2 separate regions of the Homo sapiens genome follow, and region 2 is linked to region 1. The links are chromatin contacts, found by Hi-C in ENCODE. All regions are on one chromosome and are shown on one strand. The core of a region is the stretch at or near the end of the contact, and the rest is flanking DNA. Distances in the headings are between cores, read along the strand shown.

The links. A loop is a pair of places that touch in the nucleus more often than their neighbours do. Pooled maps may share reads with other maps.
Region 2: a loop to region 1 is called in a pooled map, with 5 times the contacts of the local background. The contact joins the promoter of A2M here to the enhancer-like site in region 1. A Hi-C loop is called at or near these places in 2 of 37 single-sample maps with no recorded cell type and 7 of 50 pooled maps.

What each region holds. Positions count from the first base shown.
Region 1 is chr12:8,995,086-8,998,939 of GRCh38, forward strand. KLRG1 (killer cell lectin like receptor G1) reads left to right here. Exons shown (of 5, transcript NM_005810.4): 3 at 34-203. Among named protein-coding and RNA genes, the nearest start is that of KLRG1, 7.5 kb to the left of the region's middle. Within about 2 kb of position 1,831, at least 3 of the 41 ENCODE cell types and tissues checked have a DNase peak (open chromatin) inside an H3K27ac peak, as active enhancers do.
Region 2 is chr12:9,114,135-9,117,988 of GRCh38, forward strand. It overlaps A2M (alpha-2-macroglobulin), which reads right to left and starts at 1,785. Exons shown (of 36, transcript NM_000014.6): 1 at 1,630-1,785. The coding sequence starts at 1,715. It also overlaps a transcript of KLRG1 not described here.

The DNA of each region.
Region 1 (3,854 bases), core at 581-3,080:
TAAAGATGTGAACCAGGTCCTCTTCTCTCCTAGGCTCCAACTACTCCACTTGTGCCAGCTGTCCTAGCTGCCCAGACCGCTGGATGAAATATGGTAACCATTGTTATTATTTCTCAGTGGAGGAAAAGGACTGGAATTCTAGTCTGGAATTCTGCCTAGCCAGAGACTCACACCTCCTTGTGATAACGGACAATCAGGAAATGGTAAATGCAAACATTTAGAAAATGTAGGGTTTTTGTTTTGTTTTTGTTTTTGTTTTTAAACTGCTATTTAAATGTATCATGTATCCTCTTTTAAGGAACAGAAGGAATCTGTGATTTGGGGGGGATACTATATTCTTCCCCTTCCCTCTTCTTCTCTTTCCTCTTCTACTTCTGCCTTCTTCCCTCTCCCTCCCCACTCTTTACCCTTATGCTGTCTGACCCAACAAACCTCAGTTACAGCAACCCAGATGCTTGTATAGCATGTAAGTGTGTATGTGGGGCAAGGAGGCAGAAGGATGGTGAGTGTTTTGGAGAGGAATGAGACCTGAAATACAGGTCTAGTTAAAAGAAGTCTTAGGTCCGGAAACCTACAGGTCCAACAACAAGGCAGCAGATTCTTTTTTTTTTTTTTTTGACAGAGTCTCCCTCTGTCATCCAGGCTGGAGCACAGTGGTGTGATCTTGGCTCACTCCAACCTCCGCCTCCCAGGTTCAAGCGCTTCTCCTGCCTCAGCCTCCCAAGTAGCTGGAACTACAGGCGTGTGCCACCATGCCTGGCTAATTTTTTGTATTTTTAGTAGAGATGGGATTTCACCATGTTAGCCAGGATGGCCTTGATCTCCTGACCTTGTGATCTGCCCGCCTCGGCCTCCCAAAGTGCTGGGATTACAGGCATGAGCCACCGTGCCAGTCCTTATATAGTGGAACTTGGGAGGGAGGGAAAGATAGAGATCACGGGGACAGAGTGATTGTGGCAAGGGCTTAAATGCCTTCTTTTAAAAAGTTTTCCCTTAATTCACTGGAATCCAATAAGTTCCAGACTGCAATGTTGAGAAAGTTGGGATATAAGGAAGAAAACACGCGTGCACGTGCATGTGTGTGTGTGTGTGGTGGCCTCCACTTCCTTCAGGCCCCTCAGATCCTTCCTATCCACCCAGCAATCTCTTGGAAAAGAGCTTGCTATTGGTCCTAGACCATCTCAAGGCAATACAAGGAACTGACATCCTGAGGTTGCCTAGTATAAAAATCAATCAAATTCTAATTTGTCAACATAAATAACATCTATAAGGAAAACAAGAAATCTTAGTTTTGTGTTAGTGCTAATTTGATACTGATTTTTGTGTTTTGCTATTGTTTTCTGTTTTCTTTTATTGGGTAGGATCTAGTCACAGAGAACAATTTATTGAGAATTAAACTATATTAACTTACCTTGGGAAAAATCCAGAGGTTACTCTAAAGCAGTGGGGGAGAACATATAGTTCCTAAATTTTATAGCTACCTATATAACTACCTATATAAAGCATACAGATTCTTGTTTTCTGCCAAAGGAACACTTACTCCTTTGGAATTCCACATAGAATCTAAACTCTAAATCATTCCACATTTGTGACTAACTTTTTTTTTTAAAGCCTTCTCTAAGTGAGGTGGCAGAATGCATTGAGTTGTATTAATTAAACATGAGTTCTTAGTTTTATGGCCTCCAGCAATATAGCCTTGCTTTCTGGACCTTGTTGTAGCAACTCCTATTCTCATTCTGATATAGTGACTCTCAGGATTTGAGCTGACTAAAGTCAGTAGCAGAAGTGAGCCATGAACTTGAAACATTGAGGGCAAAACTGATAAACAGGAGTCGTGAGTCATAGCACAAGACACTGCCACAGAAAATTGTGGTGTAGCAGCTGCTATAAATTTCACAGTGTGATCATGAGAGGTGAGGAGGGAAAGGATGAAGGGCACAGAATATCTGGGAAAATGGCAATATTTCTGTTTCTCTGAGGAACCCAGAGGAAGGGCAGGATCATTAGAGGGATTTTGTCCTTCCTCTGCTTCCTGACATGCCCCCATTCCTTAGACTATTGTTGAGTAAAACCAGCAGAGTTACATTCACTGCATTTCCAAATTGAGTTTATTTTCTCCTAAGGCTCCTTGGGGCCAAGTCAGTGCTGGAGAGGGCGGAATGTCCCTGCTAGATGTCATAAGTTTTACTTTTAACATTCCTGTGGAATCTTACTTGATTCTCTGGTTTAATTCTTTTTCTTGCTCCGGCTTTTGTCAGATTCTGTAGAACCAAATTGATTTTACGTGCCCTGCTGCGTCTGTTGTTCTAGTGTTATTATTCTTTTGTTCTCAGGGCAAGATTTACATACTATTTTGAGGTATGTACAATGTTTCTAGTATCATACTGGGGTCTGAGCCACTACCAAAAAAGCAAGAAGTAAAAATAAAAAAGAGAGCTCTATGGATCTATTAAAACTGAAGTTTTTCAAACTGACATTCCATTGGTGGAGAGTGCTGCTAGAGAATTTTGTTGCTATATGTAGAATCTACAGGCCTATGGAAAATATCCCTCTTATGCTGTTAAACGGTCATCTTTCAGTGAGATGCTTACGTAGAGTTCACCTCCTATCTTAGATCACTTACGGCAAAGTGTACAATAATAACAGAGGCTACCATGGATTGAGCACTTGCTTTTTGCCAGATGTTTTATGTATAGTATTCTTTTTTTTTTTCTTTTTGAGATGGAGTTTTGCTCTTGTTGCCCAGGCTGAAGTGCAGTGGCACAATCTCGGCTCACTGCAACCTCTGCCTCCAGGGTTCCAGCAATTCTCCTGCCTTAGCCTCCCAAGTAACTGGGGTTACAGGCGCCTGCCTCCACGCCCGACCTTTATGTATAGTATTCTTAATCGTCACAGCAATTCTAAAAAGTAGAGTTCAACATCCCCATTTTGTTGGTGAATGAATAAAATTCAGAGGAATTGGCTGGGCATAGTGGCTCCTGCCTGTAATCCCAGCACTTTTGAGAGGCTGAGGTGGGTGGATCACTTGAGGTCAGGCGTTCGAGACCAGCCTGGCTAACATGGTGAAACCCCATCTCTGCTAAAAATACAAAAATTAGCTAGGCGTGCTGTTATGCACCTGTAATCCCAGCTTCTTGGGAGGCTAAGGCACCTGAATCGTTTGAACCCAGGAGGTGGAGGCTGCAGTGAGCTGAGACTGCACCACTGCACTCTAGCTTAGGCAGCAGAGTGAGACACTGTCTCAAAAAAAAAAATTCGGAGAATTAATGAGTGTAAGTCTAAGGCTACAAATCTGGCAGAGCCAAATTTTAAATTCTACTCCAGTGGGCATGGTGGCTCACACCTGTAATCCTAGCACTTTGCGAGGCCATGGCAGGTGGATTGCTTGAACCCAGAATTCAAGACCAGCCTGGGCAACATGGCAAGACCCTGCCTCTACAAAAAAATACAGAAATTAGCTGGGTGTGGTGGCGCACACCTGTGGTCCCAGCTACTCGGGAGGCTGAGGTGAGAGAATCCCCTGAACCCAGGAAGTAGAGGCTGCAGTTAGCCGTGATCACACCACTGCACTCCAGCCTGGGCAACAGAGCGAGACTCTGTCTCAAAAAAAAAAAAAAAAATCCACATCAACTCACCTTCAAAGTCACTTATAGAAATATCGTATTTGACAGCTTCCAGAATCCATTTTGCATATGTTCAACAAGACAACTTTTTCTACTAATTGTCTTCTGGTTTCTTTTCTATACATATTTAAAAATTTTTTTGAATTGACATACAGAATGTACATTGTATGACCGTGGATATTTAAATTTATTTATTGTGATGAGGTCTCACTATGTTGCCCAGGCTGGTCT
Region 2 (3,854 bases), core at 535-3,034, 120 kb after region 1:
ATGTTTGCATTTTAAATATTTGCCTTTCAGCTCATGATTAGACAATGGCTCCATCCAAAAATGGTCCTCTGGTGATTGACTTTAGACCTTGGTAACTCATGTGCAGTACAGAAACTTTCTCAGTACCCTGACATGTAATTTAAGATCAACCCTGTAGTTTTTATACATTTTTGCTCACAGAACTCCTAAAATAATTTTTGGACTCTGTGCACTCCTTACATATTTTCAAGTAAACATATTTTTATCATGATTTTAAGTAATAGCAAAAGATATTATTTTTGATGATATTTTAAATTAATACTTAGATTACTTTTACAATTTTCTCATGAATAATAAACACTGTAGTATAAGATACCTACTATCACTATTTAAAAGTACATTAAAAAATTCTTTTAATGGTCTGATATTTAATATCTTTCTCTTCTTTTTTCCTTTTTGAATTTGAATTTCCATGCCAATTACCATACAGAAATTTATCCTAAATTTTTATATTTCAAAAAATGTTGTGAATTATTCTTACTTCTTTATTGTCAAGCATCTATACATATACGTATGTATACTTATGTTCACATATATACATATATGAATACATATACATAAATACATATATATGTAACATATGTGGGTAGGTAAATTTAACTTTAACTCCTCTTTTAAATAGAATGTAACCATAAATTTATAAATATTAAACATTTCCTTCTGACTGAGCTATGTTCAAAAATACTTGTATATAACTGATCAAAACAAAATAAATACAAAGTATGATTCATACATATTAGATATAAAATTAAAATACTTTTGAAGCACATCTTTAATGAGAATGATGAGCTGTTTTTTCCCCCAGTGAATTTATGCATCCATGGATTGCAAGAATTAAACAACATTAATTCTGTTACTATTTTTGTTTTGTGTAGCTATAAGTGCTAAGAAGAATGGCTCACATAAAAGTAAATAAATGGCAGGTAAAACAATTGCATCATTGTTACCACTTCTTGCAACTTCTGCATTACATGCCAAAAATCACCTAGTACTCTATTATCAAGAATCCCTTCTCATCACTCATCAGCTGGTATTTCCTTCAGTTCCTCCTTCAGTTGTGTTGAAACAAAGAATTCATCACCACCTCATCTGCAAAAGGATTTCTCTTCTGACATTAGAGTCCCTTGCTTTTTCAATATCAACACCAGTATTTCAAATTGTTCCTTTATTTGGCACTCTATAGATTTTTATACTCCAGGGCATTGTTCCATGTTTGGTTGTGGGAGAGAATTGTCTTTATTTTTATAAAATAGAAAATGGACCCTTGAGAAAGAGGAAATAAGAAAAGATAAATAGCATGGTCTCAAGTAGATCAATATGAATGTGAATATCTAAAATTTATTCTTTTAAAAAGCTAAAAATTTCTGACACCCCTTAGGAAGGCTTTGCATATTAGAGCTTCAGAGAGTTGGGGAAGAATGATTAAAAGTAAGCAAGTAATGAGTAAACTAGATTTGTAAAATCTGGAAGGAATCTTAGAGATAAGAAGATGACAGTATCATAGGAAAGAAAAAGGAATGATATAAAGAAAAATCTGCAATAAATGAAGGACTCTAGGTTCATGCTTCACGCTCTCTGTGTGGAACTCACGGTTTTCCAGAGACTGAGGCGTCTGTGGGCAGGAGGACCAAGAGGAGAAGAACCAGACTTGGATGAAGGAGTTTGTTCTTCCCCATGTTGCAGAAAGAAGGAGCTGGAGGAGAACAGACTGTATTGTACCCTACTCCCTACAATCCATCTGGTCCCAAACACTTCCCAAAGCAACTGGGCTTTATGCTGCTCTGTGTGCAAACAGGAAGTTCCACCCACACAAGATCTCTAAACAAAGTTGAGGTCTCTGAACATTCTCTGGAAAGGTCATTGATGGCCTATTTATAGTCAAGGTTAATTCCTGGCGGGCTAAATAGAATCCCTGGAGGGCTAAAACTACATTCCCATTCCCGTAAGAGCTCACTTTTACCGTACAGCAGCTAATAAGCTTTTCAACCTCTTCTCTCCCTCACTCCCCCACAACTCCTCACAACGCCTTTTATGGTGCTTCTCACATCTCTTGTATGAATAGCTGGCAAGGAAAACTACAATTTAAGCAACACTGGGCAGGCTCAAAATAGATATTTCACTACAAGTCAGTGTGGCTGCAAGTTCTCCATTAGATATGCCTAACCTAAATGTTTGAAGCCACATCAGAATTCAGTAGTCCTCTTTGAAAATGGCACGAATTAAACCAGTAGCTTTTTGACATTAGGGATATTACTGGGTTGCAGATGAAGAGCCAGGCCCTGGAAGAATGATCATAGAAAAGAGTTTCCTGTTTTAAGAAAGTGAAACAAAGAAACGTGAAGTAACAGGACTTCAAAAACAAATTTTGACCTATTGTGCCTAACAAACTTCCCAATTGCCTTTACCATCGACTACACAGACTTCCTTACTGCCTTCCAAATATGATACTCCTCTGCAAACTTTAAGTCATATAAATGATTTCATTAATCCATCCATCCACCCATGCATTTATTCATCCATCTATTCATGTAGCTATTCAGTTGCTTTGTAAGTATTTTTTGATCCTACTAGGGCTAGACATCATGCAAGATTCTAGAGATAGGGTGGTCAAATAAGTATGAAAACAGGCACTTAAAGATTTTACATTCTTGTTGGGGCAAAAACAGACAGAAAAACAACTACTGTATAAAATACAATATAACACCTACTGTATAAAATACAGTATAAAATACAATATAAAACTACTGTATAAAATACAGTAGCCAAACATATTATTGCAGAAGTTCAGGATGCTCTGGGAGCACATAAGAGAGCACATAACCCAGACCTGGAACCTTTTAAAAAAATTTTGAGGGAAAGCAAAATGTAAATTAAGCTCTGAAGTATGAGTAGTGGTTGTCTCGAAGAACAAAGAGATGAAAAGAGCTTTCTAAGCATAACGAATGACAGATGCAAAGGAGGGAGAAGAATCACGGCACATGCATGAAATGAAAACTATTTGGTATGGAGGAAATATTCCTTTCTGATACTTCAAATCAGAAAGGAATTTGTCAACAATATTAAGGTATTCAGAGGAGTACTCAGTGGATTGACTTCAGGTTTGTTTCCTGGAAAGCTTGCTCTTATTGAAATTTGAAAGGGCAGCTAGAAAGAGGTGATCCAGGATGCAGGAAGACCAGATGGGAGCTGGTGTAATAATATAGGTGAAAGCTGATGGCATTTTGAACTATGGAATTTGTGGTGGTATTGAAAAGAGCTTGCAGATTTATATCATATTTAAGAGGTAATTATAGTGCTCAGTGAATATATCAATGTGAGGAATAAAGGAAAATGTGTCTTTCCATTTTCCTGGCTCGTCACGGAGTGAATTGTGTTGCCTTTAGCTGGGTGAGTGAAACAGAAGAAACACAGATTGGTGGGAGCAGAAGGAGGACAGAAGGGCTGAGGGTTGGGAAGATGGAGTAAGTGCTTGTGGGATATTCACGTATTAATATTCACAGGAGTTTGACATTTGAATCTTGAGCTTACAGCAGTGTGGTCTACTAGAAATAGAATGTGATCGCCCTGTGTAATTTTAAATTTTAAATTTTCTAGTAACCACATAAAGAGAAACATTAAATTAATTTTAATAGTGTATTTTATTTAATCCAATATATCCAAAATATGATCATTTCAACATTTAGCCAATATAAAATTGTTAATGATATCTTAAAGACTTTTTTTTCATAATTTGTTTTCACAAGCTGGTGTGAATTTTATACTTACAACATAGATCAATTTAGGCTAGCCATACTTCAAGTGGCCAATATTAGACA